Regions from separate parts of the Homo sapiens genome. Here region 1 is linked to region 2. Evidence: read pairs that join two places in POLR2A ChIA-PET (ENCODE). Cell type or tissue: GM12878. All regions are shown on one strand. Links, peaks and the distances in the headings refer to the core of each region. The heading gives the core; the rest is flanking DNA.

Region 1 (11,182 bases), core at 2,329-6,328, 60 kb before region 2:
GGTATTGAGAGCAAAGGAGAAATTCAGAACAACTCCCAAGTTTTTAACTTGGGAAACTGGGAAGATGGTATGGGGGAAATTAGAAGGAAAGTAGTAACAAGTTTAAATTATCTCTTTCATCCAAGAAAGGATGTCTGCTAGGCAAAATATTTACAAAAACTGACCATATACTGATCTATAAAGCAAGTCTCAACAAATTTTAAGCTATAAAATCATACAGCATATATTTCATGACTACAATGCCGTAAGACTCCAAAATCAATAAAAAGGTAACTTAAAAGTTTGGAAATCAAGACATATACTTTTAGGCCAGGCGCAGTGGCTCAGGCCTGTAATCCCAGCACCTTGGGAGGCCAAGGTGGGCAGATCATTTGAGCTCAGGAGTTTGAGACCAGCCTAGGCAACATGGTAAAACCGCATCTCTACAAAAAATTAAAAATTAGCCAGGCATGGTGGTGCATGTCTGCAGGCCCGACTACTCAGGAGGCTGAGGCAGGAGGATCAGTTGAGCCCAGGAGATTAAGGCTGCAGTGAGCCATGATCACACCACTGCACTCTAGCCTGGGAAGCTGAACTAGACCCTGTCTCCAAAAAAAAAAAAAAAAAAAGAAAAAGAAAAAAAGAAAATATACACTTTTAAATAATCCATGGGCCAAAGAAGAAATCATAACAGAAATAAGTATTTGAAGTTGAACAACAAAAAGCACATATTAAAAACTTGTGGGATGCAGCTAAAGCAGTAGTTGGAGAGATACGTCTCGAAATACATATAATAGAAAAGAAAAAAAAAGTTAATGAATTGAGTAGCTATCTCATGTTGAAGGAAGAAAAAAGAAAATAAGCCCCCAAAAAGTAGAAAAATAAAAGAACAGAAATTAACACAGAAAAAAAAAAGCATATGACAGAACAAATGGCACCAAAAGCTGGTCCTCTGAAAAAACTAATAAAATTGGAAAACATTTGGGAAATATTATTCATGACGTCTAGGAAGCAGCTGGCTATTAAGATCCACAGCTCAGAAAATCTGGTTTGGAAGTGAAGACTTGGAAGTTGTAACATATTAATAATACGTATTTGGGGCCCTGGATAGAAATGAGAAGTGAAAATGAGAAGAGTAGGACTTTGCTGTATTAAGATAGGAGAGTAAAGATTTATTTGTTCCTTTTCATGACAAAACAAAGAGAAAAGAAAAAATTAAAACACACTCCATCTTCAACAATACATGATGTTCCACGTTCATGTTACATGTGAAATTCTAAATCACAATATATGAAGATGGAAGGCAGATGGAAGAATGAACACTTGTAAAATAAGGAAGAAAATTAAACATAAGTGTCAGCTGAAAGAACAATGAGGAATGAGAAGCAAATCCTTTGCTCTACAGAACCTCAAAAGACTAAAGAACTGTTGACACAAGACTCAAAAGACAGAGGTCAAGTGGGAGCATTAAGAATGGAGAAATAGACCGGGTGCAGGGGCTCACGCCTGCAATCCCAGCACTTTGGGAGGTCAAGGTGGGCGGATCACAAGGTCAGGAGTTTGAGACCAGCCTGACCAATATGGTGAAACCCCATCTCTACTAAAAATACAAGAATTAGCTGGGTGTGGTGGCATGCACCTGTAGTCCCAGCTATTCAGGAGGCTGAGGCAGAAGAATCGTTTAAACTTGGGAGGTGGAGGTTGCACTGAGCTGAGATCACACCACTGCACTCCAGCCTGGGTGACAGAGCGAGACTCCATCTCAAAAAAAAAAAAAAAAAAGAACAGAGAAATAGCCAGGCAGGGTGGCTCACGCCTGCAATCCCAGTCAGTACTTTGGGAGGCCAATGTGGGCGGATCACTGAGGTCAGGAGTTCGAGACCATCCTGGCCAACATGGTGAAATCCCGTCTCTACTAAAAATACAAAAATCAGCTGGATGTAGTGGCGGACTCCTGTAATGCCAGCTACCTGGGAGGCTGAGGCAGGAGAATCGCTTGAACCCAGGAGGCGGAGGTTGCAGTGAGCCAAGATTGCACCATTGCACTCCAGCTTCGGCGACAAGAGCTAAACTCCATCTCAAAAATAAAATAAAATAAAAAGAATGAAGAAATATGTAGAAGTTGGTATAAAAGGACACTTGGAAGCCAGGTGAGGATCACTTGAGGCAAGAAGTTCGCAACCAGCCTGGTCAATATAAGGAGACCCCACCACTACAAAAAAAATTTTTTTAATTACTCAGGCATGGTGGCATGTGCCTGTAGTCCCAGCTTCCCAGCTACTCAGAACACATAAGTGGGAGGATCACTTGAGCCCAGGAGTTTGAGGCAGCAGTGAGCTATAATGGCAGTGAGCTATATAATCCAGCCACTGTATTCCAGCCTGGGTAACAGAGCAAGACCATGTCTGAAAAAAAAGACACTTGGAACCCCCGAGTCACATCTCCTATCCTGTACATCCCATCAGAATATGGAACGTTTATTCTTTCAAGGAATTGAATCAAGGGAAATACAAGGCACAGAGAGGGGAACAGGTAAGGTGCCAGCTGAAAATAGAGGTAAACTTTCTCTATAAATATATTCAAGCCAATAAATGAAAAAGAAAATGTTTTAAATCACCATTTTGCAACACCTAATGAATAAATAGATCTATGCACTGAGCATCAGTAGCTGCTAAGAGCACAGCAAGAGAAACATTACATGCTTCCTGATGGGAGAACCCACAGCACATGTGAAATAGTCTTGCCCACCCCACCCCCCAAAAAGGCAAACCTGAACCTGGTAAGCCTCTAGATCTAGTAAATGCAGAGAAATATGCTCAACTACACAGTGGGGATGCAACAGCAAAATACAGGTTAGGAAATGCACATGACAAATGACCTGGTTTCTCCCACAAATAAACTCCACAGAAAAAAAGAGGCAAGATCTAAGATAGAACCTGTAATTGAAAAAAAATCTTAAAACATATATTTTAAAACTAGTAAATTAAACTACAACCCTCAAAATGCACATCTGAATAATAAGACTACAAAGAAAAAATAATCACCACAGAAGTCAGGATGGAGATTATCTGGGGGATGAAAGGGTTGCAATGTGGGTTTCTGGGTTAGCTGGCAATGTTCTACTTTTGACCCTGGGGTGATTACAAAAGTTTTCACCTTATATAACCAAGATAGAAAATAAGAGAAAACAGATTAAGAAAATTAGAGGACCAATCAGAAATATCCAACATGTGAAAACAGAAAAAAAGTGGAGAAAAAATTATCAAAGTAAAAGAAAACATCCCAGTACTGAAAGAAGTAACCAGATTGAAAAGGCCACAAGTGTCCAGCAAACTGAACAAAAAAAACCTGTTCTAAGAAAATCAAGGACAAAGATACTACGTTTACAAAGAGATAAAAGGGCAACTAACAAGGGACTGAGAATAATAATCATTATAGCAATATTACAAGTCAGAAGACAGTGGAACTATTCACTTAAAAATCTGAGTGAAAAATAAATTCTGGGTGAAAATCAACCTTATAACCAGTCAAATTATCAATCAAGGGACTAAAAAGAGTAAGTAAAGCTGGGCTACAGTGGCACACTCCTGTAGTCCCAGCTACTCCAGAGGCTGAGGCAGGAGGATCGCTTGAGCCTAGTTCAGGGCTGTAGTGTACTATGATCATGCCTGTGAATAGCCACTACACTCCACCCTGGGCAACACAGAGAGACCCTATCTCTAAAATGTATTTTTTTAAAAAAAGAGTGTATGTGTATGAAAATTAGAACATTTTCAGCCATATAAAGTATTTAAAGATTTATCCCCCAAGCACACTTTATTTGAGCTTAATAAAACTAAACAGAGGGAGTAAACCAAATAAAAGGCAGGCACGGAATGCAAGGTATGTCACACAGAAGGGAAGAGAAAGGAATTCCCAGGATGGTGGTAAAGGAAAGCCCCAAGACAACTTCCATGCAGCAGGTCTAGAGAACCAGTCCAAATTAGAGCAGAACTCCAGAAGAACTCCAGGAGGATATCTCTAAGAAAAATAAATGGCACTGATAAATTAGATGACAGATTGACATTGTGGAAAAGTGCACTGTGAGACATTTTGTGGAACTGAAGATGTATGAAGATTTTAATGTTCAAAGAAAACTAGGCAAATTTTGTTTTTTAATGAGGCAATTTTTAAACATAGTTGTATAAGAAAAAAATGTAAATCTAGAAATAACAGCTAACAAGTATTTGACACTATTTTAAATTTTTTTTTTTTTTGAGACAGAGTCTCACTCTGTCGCCCACACTGGAGTGCAGTGGTGTGATCTCAGCTCACTGCAACCTCTGCCTCCCGGGTTCAAGCGATTCTCCTGCCTCAGCCTCCCAAGTAGCTGGGATTACAGGTATGTGCCACCACGCCTGGCTAATTTTTTGTATTTTTAGTAGAGACAGGATTTCACCGTGCAAACCAGGATGATCTCGATCTCCTAACCTCGTGATTTGCCCGCCTTGGCCTCCCAAAGTGCTGGGATTACAGGTGTGAGCCATCGCACCCGGCCTCTAAATTCTTTACAAGCATTAACTAACCCTCACCACTACTTTGTGGTACCATATTCTACGTGGTTCTTCATATGTAAACAATTTTTATATACTCACAAATGAAAACAGTTTAAAATGTTTTATATAACTATACTGAAAGAATGAGGAGAGAAGCAATGAATTTCTTTCTCATCTAACATGTTTATAGAGAAAGCTTTCTCTATAACATTATGTTTCATCTAACATTATGTTACAGAGAATATATTTATAGAGAAAGCTTACCCCCTTATTCCTCTCCTCATTCATTCTCATCTAACATTATAAAAAATATATAAAATTGATGAATCTAAATGCAGTGCTATTTTATTTAGAGATATAAAGAATTAGCTAAGGGTTAAAAGTTATTGCCTCTAAGGAGTGGGAAGGGGCGGAGGGAACAGAAAAGAAACTACATTGTTTTGGTAAAAAAGCCTTTTAATTTCAAAATTATCTGATTTTTAAACTTTTAGCAAGTAGCATGCCATTAAATATTCCAAATTTACTTTTTAAAAGATAGAAAATGATAAAAGCAGTGAAGACAAACCAAAAGCAGTGAAGACAAACCCTTGGTAACATCAACATCTATGGTAGTGTTTCAAAAGGATATTTTCTGAATACTAGTTCTAAAGAATGTTAATAGTTGGTATGTGAAAAAACTGTTTCAATAACCAATTAATATCCTCAGAGATATGAGAAAATATTACATCCATGAAATAATAAGGAGCTCTAAGAAATAAAATTATAGCCAAAATAAAAATTTCAAGAGAAGAAAAACCAAACATATATAATAAGAGAAAACAGATTAAGACAACCAAAGGCTCATCTAAGACATCCAGCACATGAAAACAGAAAAAAGGTGGGGAAAAAATTACCAAAGAAAAAGTAGAAGACGACATCCCAGTAACCAGGTAAACTGTGGGGCTTTTTCACAAAAGGACTTCTTGGAGATTTTAATATGTTAAGAAATACTTTATATATAGTTTTCTCTGACATGAGACAACAGAAACTCCACACTCCCTTTCCTTAAAACAGCTCAAGAAACAATTGTTTTAATAAGGCAGTGGTTCTCAACTCAAGTCCATAAACCAGTACTGATCTACAGCAAAGTAAGAAAAGCAAGAACAATGTATTCAGTATTTAATTAAGTTAGTTAACTTAAAAGACCACTCTGTATTTTGAGGGCATATCCTTCTTATATTCTTAAATGTAAGTATCTTTTATGCAATGATGGTGGTCACAGTTTAAAACATTCTTACTTTCTAAAATGAAACGTTGGCAATCTTGTCAGTACACTATCTCCACCCCACCAGTTAATGGTTCATGAAAGGTAAGTATAGGAATCTCTGGAAAACTCTTATTTGAATGATGGACAAACAACTCCAGAGGGGCTAAGCACAGTGGCTGTCACCTATAATCCCAGCACTTTGGGAGGCTGAAGTGGGAGGATTGCTTGAGGCCAGAAGTTAGAAAACTAGTCTGGGCAACATGGCAAGATCTTGTATTGCCATGTTTTAAAAATGTTTTAAATACAAAATTTAAAATGCTTTTTTATAAAAGTATCCTGAGGAAAAGAAGTCACCAGAGAAATACAAGGATAACCCAGAGAGTAAAATATTACCAAAAAAATGAGAAAATACAACTAAGTAGTAGTATACCAGATGTACCAGACGGGTTAAGTAAAATGAGTAATAAAAACTGTTTATTGAATATAACAATTCAAACGTCACATACGAGCACTGACTTCAAATGCCAGACTGCATGGGGTTTAGAAGTGAGGACTAACAGGCTGAGTTTAGCTTATTCTAAAAGTTTAGCTCCTCAAAAAGGTCAAAAAAGTTTTAGGGGCAAAAAAATGTTTGAACATTCATACAAGCTACAAGGTTACAAAAATGGAGAAGTTGTTAAAACTAGGAAAAATAGGCTGGGTGCGGTGGCTCACGCCTGTAATCCCAGCACTCTGGGAGGCCGAGGTGGGCGGATCATGAGGTCAGGAGATCGAGACCATCCTGGCAAACACGATGAAACCCCATCTCTACTAAAAATACAAAAAATTAGCCAGGCATGGTGGCGGGTGCCTATAGTCCCAGCTACTTGGGAGACTGTGGCAGGAGAACGGCATGAACCTGGGAGGCAGAGCTTGCAGTGAGCCGAGATCGTGCCACTGCATTCCAGCCTGGGTAACACAGTTAGACTCCGTCTCAAAAAAAAAAAAAAAAACTAGGAAAAATAACGTAACCAAGAATATTCATATTCCAACAATCCTACTCTCTTACTTTCATACACTGATGATTAAACCTGAATCTTCTGTGTAAAAGATATATTAAAAGTACAGTCAGTCAGGCACAGTGGCTCATGCCTGTAATCCCAGCACTTTGGGAGGCCAAGGCAGGCAGATCACCTGAGGTCAGGAATTCGAGACCCTCCTGGCCAGCATGGAGAAACCCCCATCTCTACTAAAAATACAAAAATTGGCCAGGCGCAGTGGCTCACGCCTGTAATCCCAACACTTTGGGAGGTCAAGGCAGGCAGATCACCTGAGGTCAGGAATTCAAGACCCGCCTGGCCAGCATGGAGAAATCCCCATCTCTACTAAAAATACAAAAATTGGCCAGGCATGGTGGCTCACACCTGTAATCCCAGCACTTTGGGAGGCTGAGGCGGGTGGATCACGAGGTCAGGAGATGGAGACCATCCTGTCTAACACGGTGAAACCCCGTCTCTACTAAAAATACAAAAAATTAGCCGGGCGTGATGGCGGGTGCCTGTAGTCCCAGCTACTCAGGAGGCTGAGGCAGGAGAATGACGTGAACTCGGGAGGCGGAGCTTGCAGTGAGCCGAGATCGTGCTACCGCGCTCCAGCCCGGGGGACAGAGCGAGACTCCATCTCAAAAAAGAAAAAAAATTAGCCAGGTGTGGTGGTGCACACCTGAGATCCCAGCTACTCTGGAAGCTGAGGTTGCAGTGAGCAAAGATTGCGCCACTGCACTCCAGCCTCGGTGACAGAGTGAGACTCTGTCTCAAAAAAAAAAAAAGGAAAATCAAGCTATTAATACTGGGGAGGCTGAGACAGGAACATCCCTTGAGGCTGGGAGTTCAAGACCAGCCTGGGCAACATAACGAGATCCCCATACACAGACACAATCTCTAAAACAATGAAAATATTAAGCCAGGCATAGCGGTGAGAGCATGTAGTCCCAACTACCTGGGAGGCTGAAGTGTGAAGATATCCTGGGCCCAGGAGTTCAAACGCTACCGTGATACAGTGAAGTACGAGAGCTGTGATTGTACCACTGCACTCTTGAGAGGCTCCATCTTTCTTTTTTTTTAAAGGCAGAATCAAACAATTTTCTAGAAATTTACAATCTAATAACTCCATGTAAACAAGTGGAATTTGCATTTTGAATTACAATTGAAAGTAAACATTTTGCTCATCACTGGAACTCTAAAACTTTTCAAGGTATGGCATAAAGTAGGGACTTAAAAATCTCTCTTGAATAAACTAATCAAAGTCTGTATTTATCAATACACACACTAGTAAGTAAATCCTCCATTTATCAAGCAAATATCACTATCCTATAAAAGCACATATTCTATTACAGAGACCCAAATTTATTTATGTATTTATCTAGAATTAAAAAGCCAAAAAAGCTCTTACAAATTTTACTTAATTTCACCTCACTTGAAAATTGCAACTAAAAGCAGAGGCAAATTCTCCTCCCCAACCTCAAGTTCAGCCTGAGCCCCCTAGAATTAAAAATAGCTTAACCACCTAACAGGTTAGAGAATGAACAGAGGTGTTTACAATGTCAGTGACTGTGGCTTTAGTACTCTTCATGAAATTACAGAAAATATTTTTAAATATCTTAAAATGTACGATAAAAAGTCAGTTTTATAGAACATCTTTGTATGTTTGTGTTTCTACCAAAAGCATGTATTTTTGTGATCACAAAAAAACTTTTATAAACTATAAAAAATACAGATCTTAAGATTTTTTTAAAAATTGTAAATGAGGTTGGGCATGGTGGTTCATGCCTGTAATCCCAGCACTCCACTCTGGTAGGCTGAGGCAGGCAGATCACTTGAGGTCAGGAGTTCCATACCAGCCTGGCCAACGTGGTGAAACACCATCTCTACCAAAAAACACAAAAATTAGCCAGGCACGTTGGCACACAGCTGTAATCCCAGCTACTTGGGTGGCTGAAGCATGAGAATTGCTTGAACCCAGGAGGCAGAGGTTGCAGTGAGCCGAGATCGCACCACTGCATTCCCGCCTGGGCAAGAAAGTGAGATTCTGTCTCAAAAAAAAATTGTAAATGACACTGTTAAATATAATATATCAAGTATTTTCAAAATGGTAAATACCAAACATTTAGAAACAGTAATAGATTTCAAAAATATATCTGATTTTTTTAAAAGCCAATATGACAACTGGTAAAATCTTTACATCACAATACCCATAGCCATCTAAATTATTTGTGCAAAAGGAATCCTTGATTATATTATCTCACATATACAATGAATAATAAAGAAAGGTTAACTACAGACTTAAAACACCAAAACCAACAAGGCCACTAATATACATTAAAACCACAGATAAATGTGAATTAAGTACAGGTACATACATTCATGTTCAAGTCCAGAATTTATAAAGTTGATTACACTACATAAAATGAGCCTCCACTAACAATTCAGGCAAGGATGAACTGGAAAGTTCAGCGTTGTCATTATAATCCTGCAGACTCTGGTCCTAAGACCAACGAGAAAAAAATAAGAGAACTGAGGGGCTCTTGCTGCAAGCCACTAACTATACCCTAGAGTTTTAAAAGTTCCAATTACTATAAACAAAAGTATGAACTGGATCTTTGGTAGGTAGTAGAGCATATGGATGATAAGGGCTTGAAAATATCTTCATCTTGCTATACTGCTTAACTTTCTCAAAAGCATTCATATCTCATTTTCTCCTCCTAATAATGCCATAGAATAGGAAGGGAAGACTACTGTTTAACAAGTGAAAAATCTGGAACTCAGAAGTAAAATTACTTCCTTAAAGTTGTAAAGAAAGATAGGTAATACCTGGCTCTACTATGGTAAACCCCAGTTAAGTGATACTATTTCTGAGACAAAGTTATTCTAGATATTTGTCACCTTTGGATCCCAATTATGAACCGAGGTCACATACAGTGGGGAAGGCCAAGAATATTTTCAGATTTAGCAACTGGTGAATGAAATCAGGCCATTCACTGCCAGTATCGACAGTATCCAGCCTCTTGTCCACAGTATATTTTGCCATTAAGGCTTTTTTTTTTTTTTGAGACAGAGTCTCACTCTGTTGCCCAGGCTGCCATGCAATGGTACCATCTCCGCTCACTGCAACCTCTGCCTCCTGGGTTCAAGCAATTCTCCTGCCTCAGCCTCCTGAGTAGCTGGGATTACAGGTGCGTGCCACCACGCCTGGCTAATTTTTGCATTTTTAGTAGAGATGGGGTTTTACCGTGTTGGTCACGCTGGTTTTGAACTCCCGACCTCAGGTGATCCACCCACCTCGGCCTCCCAAAGTGCTGGGATTACAGGCGTGAGCCACCACACCCAGCCTTAAGGCCTTTTTTATAAGTCTAACTGAAGTCATCTATCAGTGATGAAATGATGCATTCCTACAGATGGTTCAACTTGGTTGTTAAGTGTCCTCAGATACTAATACAAGTTGAGCATCCCTAACCTGAAAGTCCAAAATCTGAAATGCTTCAAAATCTGAAACTTTCTAAGCATCAACCACACATGAAAAATTCCACATCTGACCTCGTAACAGGTTGTAGTCAAAACGCAGGTGGCACAACACAGTTTATTCAGTGTCCCGAACGAAAAAATAAGCTTTAGACTAAGCATACAACGTGTGTATGAAACATAAATGAATTTTGTGTTTAAACTTGGGTCTCATCCCCAAGACATCTCATTTGTATATGCAAATAAGCCTAAAATCCTAAAACCCTTCTGGTCCCAAGCATTTCAAATAAGGGATATTCAACCTGTAGCTGTCTGCCCAATTTTGAAACAACAAGAAAAAGTTCAAAGACAGCTGCCTGTAGTATACATTTTCAAAGCTCTGTATTTATCACATAGATAAATACAAAAGGACTTTATAAATAGTTCTTCAAACACCAACAAAACTGGGAAACTAACATAATTACTAGGCTGAAAAAGCTACAAGTCAAATATGATATATTAGTTTTCTTCTCCCACAGGAATATGTCTTTGCATCTCAAGATTCACCCGGGGCTGCCTATCAATTATTCACAAACCAAGATCTTTTCCACCCAAGGCATTCATACATATTGTACCTACTACCAAAATTGCCCTTCTTCCTCATCTTTTTTTTTTTTTTTTTTTTGAGACAGTCTCGCTCTGTCACCCAGGATGGAGTGCAGTGGTGCAATCTCAGCTCACTGCAGCCCCCGCCTCCTGGGTTCAAGTGAACCTCAGCCTCCTGAGTAGCTGAGATTACAGACATGTGCCACCACACCTGGCTAAATTTTTTGTATTTTTAGTAGAGACAGGGTTTCACTATGTTGGCCCAGCTGGTCTCAAACTCCTGGCCTCAAGCGATCCGCCCGCCTCAGCCTCTCAAAGTGCTAGGATTACAGGCGTGAGCC
Region 2 (11,182 bases), core at 3,802-7,801:
GAATTGTTCAGAGATCTGTTCTGGAATCTATTAATAATGAGTTATAGAAGTTATAAAGTTATATCTTTCCAATGCATTTTAATTTCCTTTTGAAAATACTTTATTATTTAAGGTTCTAGGCCAGAAAGGAATCAAGCTGCTGCCCTATGTTGCCAAGGATCTAAAACCATCCTCCAGTTGTGACTCAAATAAGAACTACTTCATAGGAGAAAAAAAATACATCCTGCTGATAACATATATCAGTGACAATGTCACACTAAGTGTCCATCTCTGATTAATCCTGCAGCCGAACCTGAGCTCCATGGAGATCTGTTTATTCCTCTATTCATTCAGCATCATGTTTAAATGCATACTGTGTATGAGGGATAATGTCAGGTACTGAATACAGTCCCAGCCATGAATGACACATTTCTTGCTTTCAAGGAGGAGTGAAGGAATTAGACCTTAAAAACCCTATAAGTACAGAATGTTATGGAAGTACAGAAAAGAAGCACAGAGAAATCAGTTTATGAATCTGCCTTGTTTTACTTTCAATTTTGCTCATAACAATCCTCACGACTATAATGAATGTCTTGTGTTTTCATTGCCAACAAGAATAGTACCCTTCCTACAGAATCCTGTTTAGGTTCTATAAGATTCCACCTTCTTAGAGAAGTCTTCCTGGACCATCACCAAGCCATCATAAATGTAATACATATCATTTGTTGATCAATACGTGCTAGGCCCTATTCATAAAATACTTTTATTATTTTCACATCTTTTTAAATATTTTTTATTATATTTTATTTTATTTTATATAACATTATATTATTATACTTCACATCTACATTTTGAAGAGGTGATTATTATGCCCACTTTACAAATGAGGAAAATGAAGCTTAGTGAGGTTGAGTAACCTCAAGTTCCTCCTGCTGCTAAGTAGTTGTGCCGGATTTGAAAAAAGGCCTGATTCTAAAGCCTGTTCTCATACACACTGCACTTCATGGTGTACCATTGTGTTACTCTGGACTCTTATAGCATTTGTCAACTGTATTACCCATTTATTCATTCATCAAGCATTAAGTGTCTATCATGAGGCTGGGTGCAGTGGCTTACGACTGTAATCCCAGCACTTTGGGAGGCCAAGGTGGGCAGATCACCTGAGGTCAGGAATTCGATACCAGCCTGGCCAACATGGTGAAACCCCGTCTCTACTAAACATACAAAAATTAGTTAGGTATAGTGGCAGGCACCTGTAGTCTGAGGCACAAGAATCGCCTGAACCCCAGGCGGCTGAGGTTGCAGAGAGCCAAGATCACACCACTGCACTCCAGCATGGGTGACAGAGTGAGACTGTTAAAAAAAAAAAAAGTCTATCATGTACAAAATGACTTGTCATTTACTGCCTAGGCTATTGTTTGTTTGCTGGGCTCTGTGTGTGTGCGTGTGTGTGTGTGTGTGTGTGTGTGTGTGTGTGTGTGGTTGCCTTGCCTTCTCAACCTGTTGTAAACTTGTCTTACAGTTGAGGACTTTTAGGTAGGTCCAACCATATAGCTTTCAGTTTGCATTTGATTTACATTCAGCTGATCCCTAAATCTTTTTTATTATACCTTGAAATGTGTCTCAGAGCTTTCTTCTTTTCCCTTGCCATTGCCAGTGCCCTAACGCATCATTTCTTGCCTTTTCTCCTGTTGGTCTCTGAGCCTCAGTTCTGTTTTTTTCCCTTCAAAGATTCTTCCTTCCTGCAGCACTTAGTTACATAGTTAAATCTGATCATATTACTTCTCTCTCTCTCTTTTTTTTTTTTTTGATTTTTTTTTTTTGAGATGGAGTCTTGCTCTGTTGCCCAGGCTGGAGTGCAGTGGCACGATCTCAGCTCACTGCAAGCTCCGCCTCCCGGGTTCACGCCATTCTCCTGCCTCAGCCTCCCGAGTAGCTGGGACTACAGGCGCTCGCCACCACGCCCAGCTAATTTTTTGTATTTTCAGTAGAGACGGGGTTTCACCGTGTTAGCCAGGATGGTCTCGACCTCCTGACCTTGTGATCCGCCCACCTCGGCCTCCCAAAGTGCTGGGATTACAGGCATGAGCCACCGCGCCCGGCCTCTCTTTTTTTTTTTTCTTTGAGAAGCTGGAGTGCAGTGGCGCAATCTCAGCTCACTACGACTTCCGCCTCCCGGGTTCAAGAGATCCTCCCACTTCAGCCTCCCAAGTAGCTGGGATCACAGGCACCCATGACCACACCCAGCTAATTTTTTTTTTTTTTTTTTCATTTTTAGTAGAGACAGGGTTTCACCTTGTTGGCCAGGCTGGTCTCGAACTCGTGGACTCAAGTGATCCACCCACCCACCTCAGCCTCCTAAAATGCTGGGATTACAGGCAAGAGCCACCTCACTGGGCCATTTCTTAAACACCTCAAATTCCACAGGACAAAGACAACATTCCTGGGCGGTAGCTTGAGGTTGGAGCCCTCCTCTCCTGGGCTGCTGTCTCCTGCACTCCCCTGCTCTGCACTTCACTCTCCAGCCCACTAGTCCAGTCACATTCCCTAAACAAAACGTGCTCTTTCTTTTTGTTTGTTTGTTTCTTGTTTTTTTAATTTTTAGACAGAGTCCACTCTGTCACCCAGGCTGGAGTGCAGTGGAGTGATCTTGGCTCATTGCAGCCTTGACCTCCCCAGCTCAAGAATAGCTGGAACCACAAGCGCAAGGCACAGCACCCTGCTACTTTTATATTTTTTATAGAGACGGGGTTTTGCCATGTTGGCCATGCTGGTCCCAAACTCCTGGACTCAAGTGATCCACCTGCCTCAGCCTCCCTAAGTGCTGGATTACAGGCATGTGCTGCTGCACCTGACCCAAACTATGCTCTTTAATAGTCCTGGGTCTTCTGCTATGTTACTCCCTCTGCTAGAATAAACTTCCTTTCTTTGTTCACATGGTGACCTCATCCTAATCCATCAAAAATCAGTTCAAATATTCTAGACTTTAGTCCCATTAGTGCCCAAATTAGAAGTTCCTTCCTCTGGGATTCACTTTGTTCATATTTCCATGTTTCACTATTCACAGTGTGATTTATATATGTTGACTTGCCTGCTTTCTTTTAGTCTGAGCTCCTTGAAAACAAAGGACCATGTCTTCTTCCTATATGTGCTATCATAGAGCAGCTTCACGATAAAATTAGGTGATAAATCAGTAATTAGACGAACAACATTTCTTTTTATAGCATTTATTTTTGCCTATGCTTTTTCATTACAGTTAGTCTACATTACCCACAAAAGAGTTAAAAAAAAAAACTACATGGGTTGTTTGTTATATGTTTCTTTCTCATAACATCTTTTTTCTTTCCCACTTCTATAATGGCAGGGAACCAGGAATTATACTCATGGGTGTCCTGGGGACCATCCTTCCTCAGTTCCCACTCATTCTGTCCAATTCTGAAGTATTAAAGGATCCTCCAGGCTTGCCCTCACTCTTAAGTCGTAGAGGTACTTTTTCATTCAGACTGATATCCTAGTTTTCTTTTCATTTGGACCATTCACCAGCCAGCTGTGATTTATTTCAATGGCCACCACTAGTCACAATAGAGAGACAAAATCAAATAAAATCAATATAATGGCTCTCACCAAATATTAAATCCTTTCTCCTCTGTCTTCAATAGACAGAGGCACCTGGCAGCTTCAGAGGCTGGTTTTCCCTGGTCCTTACCAGGATGTCTATTGTTTTCTGCTTATTTCAGGGAAAAGGTACTCATGTTTATCAGACCTCAGGAGTCAGTATTTTGTTGTAATTGGCCTGTGCTGGTCCCAGATCCTGGAGGTTGGAGCATATTTTTCCATGGAGAACTCCCTCTCCAGGCGTATCTGTACTCTATGTATTGAAGTGTTTTCATGCTAAGTAGATTTTTTGTTTGTTTTCGGAGATAGTGTCTTACTCTGTCACCCAGGCTGGAGTACAGTGGCTCGAACACCAGGCTGGAGTGCAGCCTCGATTCCCCAGGCTCAAGCGATCCTCTTGTTTCAGCCTCCTGAGTAGCTGGGACCACAGGCAAGCACCACCATGCCCAGCTAATTTTTTGACTTTTTTTGTAGAGACAGTGTTTCACTATGTTGCCCAGGCTGGTATTGAACTCCTGGGCTCAAGCAATCCTCCCACCTCAGCCTCCTAAAATGTTGGGATTACAGGCATGAGCCACCATGCCTGGCCTAAGTAGATTTTTTAAATATTCTAATTTCTTCAAAATTAATCAGTGAAGAGTTGGGCATGGTAGCACACACTTATAGTCTCCGCTACCAGAGAGGCTGAGGAGGGAGGATTGCTTGAGGGCAGGAGTTCCAAGGCCTAGTTTGCTGTCATCATGCCTGTGAATAGTCACTGCCCTGCAGTCTGGGCAACATAGTGACACCTCATCTCTAGAAAAAAAAAAAAAAGTACTGTACTAAACAATAATCTTTTTTATCTTTTGTAAAAAAATTTTTTTAATCAAATATCTTGTCAATTTCCTCTGGCAAATTGCATTATTCATAATATACAAAAAGTAGAAACAACCCAAATGTACACCAACTGACAAATGGATGAATAACACATGGCATATCTGTAAAAGTGAATATTATTCGGCCATAAAAAATGAGTGAAACACTGCTACATGCTACAACAGGGGTGAACCTTGAAAACCTTATGCTTGGCCAGGCACAGTGATTCATATCTGTAATCCCAGCATTCTGGGAGTCAATGGTGAGAGGATCACTTCAGCCCAGGAGCTCAAGATCAGCTCAAGCAGTGCTCCCATCTCAGCCTCCCAAGTAGCTAGGACTACAGGCATGCACCACCATACCTGCCTAATTTATCAATCTTTCTTTCTGAGGTGATGAAAATATTCCCAAATTGACTGTGATGATGGCTGTACCTATATGTGAATATACTAAAAACCATTGAATTGTGCATTTTAAGTGAGTAAATTGTATGATATATGAATTATATCTCAGTAAAGCTGTTTTTAAAAAGTGCTAAAATATAAAGCTTTTCCCTTTCTTCTGAGCTCTTCCTGGATTTGCAGTGGTATTTTTTATTTGCTATTTAATGTTTTTCTGAATAAAGAAAAATTTAAATTTAAAACTATTACCATGAATTTTAATGTTCATCTTTCCGTTGTGCAATGCCGGTTTTAAATGAAAATATCAGAGTATTTAACTCATGCAGAATCAACAAAATTACACAATTTGTATATTGTAGCTTATACACACACATATGTTTTGTTCTTACTAGAACAGTAGAAACACTGCACAAAACTAACTCAACTGTTTTTATTTCACTTCTTGATTGCACGTGTTCCTCCTAGCACTATCTTCAGCTTACTGATGAGTAAGGAGGAACTGAAAGGGAAAGAAACTAAGAGCTGTTATCTTTCCCTTTCCTTATAGGGCATCATTTTCTGTGTAAGTGGTTGGCTAATACAGGGAAGCAACATAAGCAAGAATGAATATGACATGATTCCTTTGATAATTTTTTTTAGGATGCCTTTGCTTTCTCTCTGCAGTCAAAACAGGCTCCGGTTTGAATGGAAAACATGGCCTCTCAGGACTGTCAGTGCCTACTTATTTGTGGACATACATGCTAATCATGTACTTCCTTTGTGTCTGCTACATTTCTAGGCATTGTGGGTCTGTAGTGGAATTCTGTGTTCATGGAGCAAATCTGGAGAGCCATATGCAGACAGATTTAGTAACAAAGACTGGAAGGCACTCATGTATCTTCTCTGCTCATGCCATTGTCCCATTGAACATCACTTACAAAATATAAGTTCAAAAGTAAAATAACTAAGAATTTCAAAATGGAGACAGCAGAGCATTCAACCAAGTGCAAAGCTCTTCTGAGAGTGGACCCTGTGTGATTGCACAGGTTGCACACCTGTGAAGCCAACGCTGATTGAAATACGAGATTTCTAAATCATTTTAGATACATTTTTGGATAAGCAGTGCATCTGAGGGCATAACATTTCTTGAGTTCTAATCTTTCTTCCCAACTGAGTGACTTTGAGCAAATGACGTATTGTTTGGCAAGTTCTTGGAATTGAATTGGATGTTTTCATCTCTCCCTTATCCTGTCCTGACTTAAAAAACTAGAAGAGTGAATTGCTGAGTCATTTTGCTCAACTTGTCGAAGTGAAGAACAGATGGCCCTGTTCAAAAGGTTTTAACCCCCAAGAGGGCCTGTGGTTGACAGGGAACAGGGGAGGGGTTGAGCAGTTGGATGTTGCTGGGAGCATGGGGCATGCATGTAGCTCAACGGGGCATGCATCTGATCCAGATGTGCATCAGGTAAACCAAGAGAGGTCTGATACAAAGCTCTTCAACCTCCTAACCCTCTCTAAGAAGCACAGCAGAGCATCAGAATAAATGGATAGAAAGGTAGTTTGTAAATTAAAATTGCAAATGCTCAACGATAATAAATATTGCTTTTTATCTACATGTCATTTAATGGCCTTAATAAAGGTAATCTATACAGATTGCCTAAGAGAAATATTTAAATAACAAGTTATTTATAATACTTACTATTTAACCAGAAAAATACGTTAATCAGATTCATGAAGGTAAAGCACAGAACAACTCTAAGTTATTTTATAACTATGATAGTAATACAAGCTCAAAAATATTTACCGAATGTAGAATTAGAAAAAGGAATCTAATTTTGAAGAAAACACTTTAAGCTGTGGTGATGGGCTGCTAGACACTATCAAATGCAGTAAATTCTACCATCCATTGTTCTATTAGTAAGAAATGCCTGTTATCTGAACATTTCCCTTTTTAATCCGATACCATATAATTATCATAGGATTTCATATATTATTTCATTATTATAGGATTTCAATTCTGTGTTCATGGGGCAAATCTGGAGAGCCATATGAAGACCCTGGGACTCATGTAGTAATCCAAAATTTTTGAATGGTGACATTACATTCTATTTTATTTCAATGATATTATCACATTTCAGTGCTTTGAAGACTCAGTTTCTAGAATATCTTATTTATAATGTACACATGGTATTTGATTACCAACATATCCTATTCTCTGGCCAAACATAAAAACTCTAGTAAGTAAAGATTTTATTTACTTAATTTCTAGATTAAGATTTCTAAATTTCTCTATACATCAAAAACATTTCTGCTTTTCAAAAAACTTTTCATTATTGTCAAATAAATGCAATACTTTTATTTACTTTTCTAGACCTCTGTCCTTCTATAGTTATAAAATTCACTTTTGTTGTTTTCATGTGCCAAAGCCTTATATCAAAACAATGTACTCTTTTAAAACTGCAAGATGCAAGTGTAAATTTTATCCCTGTACAGATGGTTAATACACTACTGATTGGTAAAGCGAGGTGGAAGCATGAGAAATACAATCCCAGACCAATTTGCCTGGCATTGTTCAAGCACAGAAGAATCAGAAAGCCCACGTGGGACCTTCCTCTACATTAAGAATACTCAGTGCATGAACAGATGCACCAGCCTTTTAAAATGATGGTGCATCTAGCTTGGTTATTTTCTTAAGAAAACTATTTAACTATTAACCAATGCTAGAAAGATATTTTTAACTTCTCTCTCAGTTAAACTTCCTCGTCATAAAATTGTATAAATCAAAGCTTTTCCTACACCTACTCTCCTATTTGCTTTATTTGAATTGTATGAATTCCCGTGGTATTAGACTTTGTATTTAGGAAACAGCTTTATCACGAATGCCATTAATCCAATATTTATGTAAAAATTTCTTTTTCTATAAGAAATAAGTTGGCCGGGCATGATGGCTCACGCCTGTAATCCCAGCACTTTGGGAGGCCAAGGCAGGTGGATCACAAGGTCAGGAGATCGAAACCATCCTGGCCAACATGGTGAAACCCCATCTCTACTAAAAATACAAAAATTAGCTGGGCATGGTGGCACATGCATGTAATCCCAGCTACTCGAGAGGCTGAGGCAGGAGAATCGCTTGAACCTGGGAGGCAGAGGTTGCAGTGAGTCGAGATCGTGCCACTGCACTCCAGCCTGACGACAGAGGGAGACTCCGTCTAAAAAAAAAAAAAAGAAGTAAGTCTATGTTAGCAATCTAAGGACTCATAAATGATGGATGCTAGCACTGATCATCAGTGAACTGGGAAGCTGCATTGGAAACAATGACACCAAAGAAAAAACCATAGACTTTCTTTTTTATCAACCAGACTGATAGACTGAGGAAATGCTAAAGATCCAGTGTTTCCTAATTAGAGCAGAGAAGTTGGCAAAAATTTTCCATTGTCTCCTTGTGAATAAGATATTAAAGTGAAGTGGAATTATGGTATTACAAGTGGCTTCATAATCCATGGAACACTGTACCCAAAGGGTGTCTACTAGTCTGGAGGGAATTTTCTAGTAAAGGGTCCTGGGCGAATACTTGGAATTGCCTATTTTCAGACTTATATCGGTGATTTAGATCACGGTTTTGAAAGATATATATATATTTTTTCTTTTTTTATTTTTCTTAGAGACAGAATCCCACTCTTGCCAAGGCTGGAGTACAGTGGCGTGATCATGGCTCACTGCAACCTTGAACTCTTGGGCTCAAGCAATCCTTCTACCCCAGCCTTCCCAGTAGCTAAAATTATAGTTGCACACCACCATACCTGGCTAATCTTTTTTGTATTTTTGTAGAGTCAGGGTCTCATTGTGTTGCCCAGGTTGGTCTTCAACTCCTGGCCTCAAGCAATCCTCATGTCTCAGCCTCCCAAAGTGCTGGGATTATAGGCATGAGCCACAGCTCCCAGCCTTAAATATTAGTTTTGTAAAGTATAACTCTTTACTCAAGGAAAATCATCACAAAAGAAAAATATATAAGTGGATAAAAATGGAATGGCTCTGGTGAAGACAACGGGTAAGCAAAGGCATTTCCACACATCTCTAGGTCTTTCCAAAGTGCAGTTACAGAACTCATGACCCAAGTTAATCATATTGGCTAACTTTTTTTTTTTTTGAGACAGAGTTTCACTCTTGTTGCCCAGGCTGGAGTGCAATGGCGAAATCTCAGCTCACTGCAACCTCTGCCTCCCAGGTTCAAGCGATTCTCCTGTCTCAGACTCCTGAATAGCTGGGATTACAGGTGTCCACCACTATGCTCGGCTGATTTTTCATATTTTTAGCAGAGATGGGGTTTCACCATGTTGGCCAGGCTGGTCTTGAACTCCTGACCCCAGGTGATCCGCCCACCTTGGCCTCCCAAAATGCTGGGATTACAGGCGTGAGCCACCGCACACGGCCCATATTGACTAACTTTTACTGGGAGTCACTATGTGCCAAGCATTGTCCTAAGAACTTTACAATCTATTATCCCATAGAATCATCACCACCACCCCTTTCTATGAGAAACAATCTCTTATTAGCTCAATTTTACAGACAAAGAACCTAAAAGTCAAGAGATAAGGTAATTGTTCATGGTCACATGGTAGTAAATAATGGAGCTGGGCTTGGACCCGAGGTTTCCTGATTCCAAAGCTCAGTCTTTTTAACTGCTATGGCATTAGGCCTTCTGTGAAAGCCTTCATGTTACAGGTGTCAAATGTTGGGCAGTGCAGTAGGGTGGGAGGAATAATCGTAGCATTGCGTTCACTCAAAGCAGCCCAATCCCCAGAACACACCACCAAGCCAAGGCACACTGGCTTGCTCTCTATCTGCTCTCGAATCTCCTATCCCCATCTATTATCTCCTTCTGCCCTTCCCCTTTTCTCAGCTACTGATCTGTGCCTCTCTTAGTCTGTGGCATCCTTTGATCCAATTTGACACCTTGTGGTTAAACACAGGCTTCACTCTGTGATGTTCCCATTGCTTCTCTGATTGAATCTGACACTTGTTTCCGCTTCTCAAGCAGCCCATACATCTGTTTTCAGTGTTGTGATGCCCCAGGTGTGGCCACCAGAATGCCAGATGTGGGCAACAGTTGCTACCATGAAAATTCAGAGTGAACATCAAATGCATTTTGTTTTTTTTACTTAGAACAAAAGCACAAGACACTTACATATGAGGTGAAATTGAGTGTTCTAGTTTCCACACTTACATGTGAACTTCCTAATAATTTACTAGCTTGAGCAAAAGTATTTCAACATTGCTTTGAAAAGGAAATGTTAGTTATTCTATACTGGCATGTAGTCACGAAAAAAATACTTTTAAGAAATGTGAGAAACATAACTGCTTATTTCCTTCTGTCACACACTATATATATTACATATATGTTATATATACTGTTTGTATATATATGTGTGTATATGTATATGTACATATATAGTCTCTATAATACATAGTATATACTACATAGTCAACATCTCAAATACAATAGACATTTAATATTTGTGTAAAATTAAATGTACAGAAAGCATCTTGCTGTAACATTCAACGAAAATGCATACAAAGAAAAATATCTGGTCTTTCAAAAAGAGTTAGAAAAAGTATTTTCACACGGATCCTTCCAAAGTTCTCTCCATGACATGGTCCAAATGAACCATGAGTTCAAAGAATCTGGATTGCTGCAGGAGGCTGGTCTTGGCTCTCATCACATCAGCCTCCTAGAAAGGAGTCCTGCAGAGAGCCAGGGAGGTGAGGCAACAAGACTGCACCTACCTCCACATTGTTCAGACCCAATTGTCATTCATACTTTCTGTCGACGTTTTTTCAAGCCTCTTCAGGCTCCTGTGTCCACTATGGGATCAAATACTCCTATAATTCCCTAAGCCCAGGAAAATGCCTGTATTTCTGGAGAAATTTTAAGGTAGAGAGGTACTGCCTATTTGCTTGCCAAAATCCCAGCTTTGATAGTTTCTGTTGAGATTTCAGACTGCATAATCAATAACATTTCCAGAACTTGGAACTAATTAAGAGAAAGATGCAAGAGTCAATTCGAGATCAAAATACCACTTGAATTATGATAAAGGGTAGTTTGGAGGTTGTAGTCTAGCAGCAGAACTGTGCAGACTGGGCTACCCACTCGCAGGCAAACCTGGGTGACCCTGGAGCTCTTGCTGTACAATTCAGTGTAGAGGAGATGCACAGAATGCATGTACTCCCTGCAGGAGGGTAGACGCCAAAGAGAAACAGAGAAGGAACATGCTCATCTTCCTTAACATCAGGAGTGGAAGGTTAAATGGTCTGAGGCAAGAATATATACAGACTGTGGCAGTAGTCAATGGCCT

The links. Peaks named below come from ENCODE experiments on the same cell type or tissue, not always from the same donor. Only the 100,000 strongest peaks of a DNase experiment are listed, where the experiment ranks them.
Region 1: POLR2A ChIA-PET joins it to region 2 with 5 read pairs; 6 of 35 experiments call an interaction of 5 or more read pairs at or near these places.

Annotation. Positions count from the first base shown.
Region 1 is chr1:93,086,235-93,097,416 of GRCh38, reverse strand. The region is part of intron 1 of MTF2 (metal response element binding transcription factor 2); the gene reads right to left. Among named protein-coding and RNA genes, the nearest start is that of MTF2, 13 kb to the right of the region's middle. In GM12878, for the core only: no CTCF peak of the experiment used is centred there; no DNase peak of the experiment used is centred there.
Region 2 is chr1:93,028,134-93,039,315 of GRCh38, reverse strand. No RefSeq gene overlaps it. Among named protein-coding and RNA genes, the nearest start is that of MTF2, 46 kb to the left of the region's middle. In GM12878, for the core only: no CTCF peak of the experiment used is centred there; DNase peaks (open chromatin) are centred at 5,385 and 6,161; H3K4me3 peaks cover 616 bases; H3K27ac peaks cover 957 bases.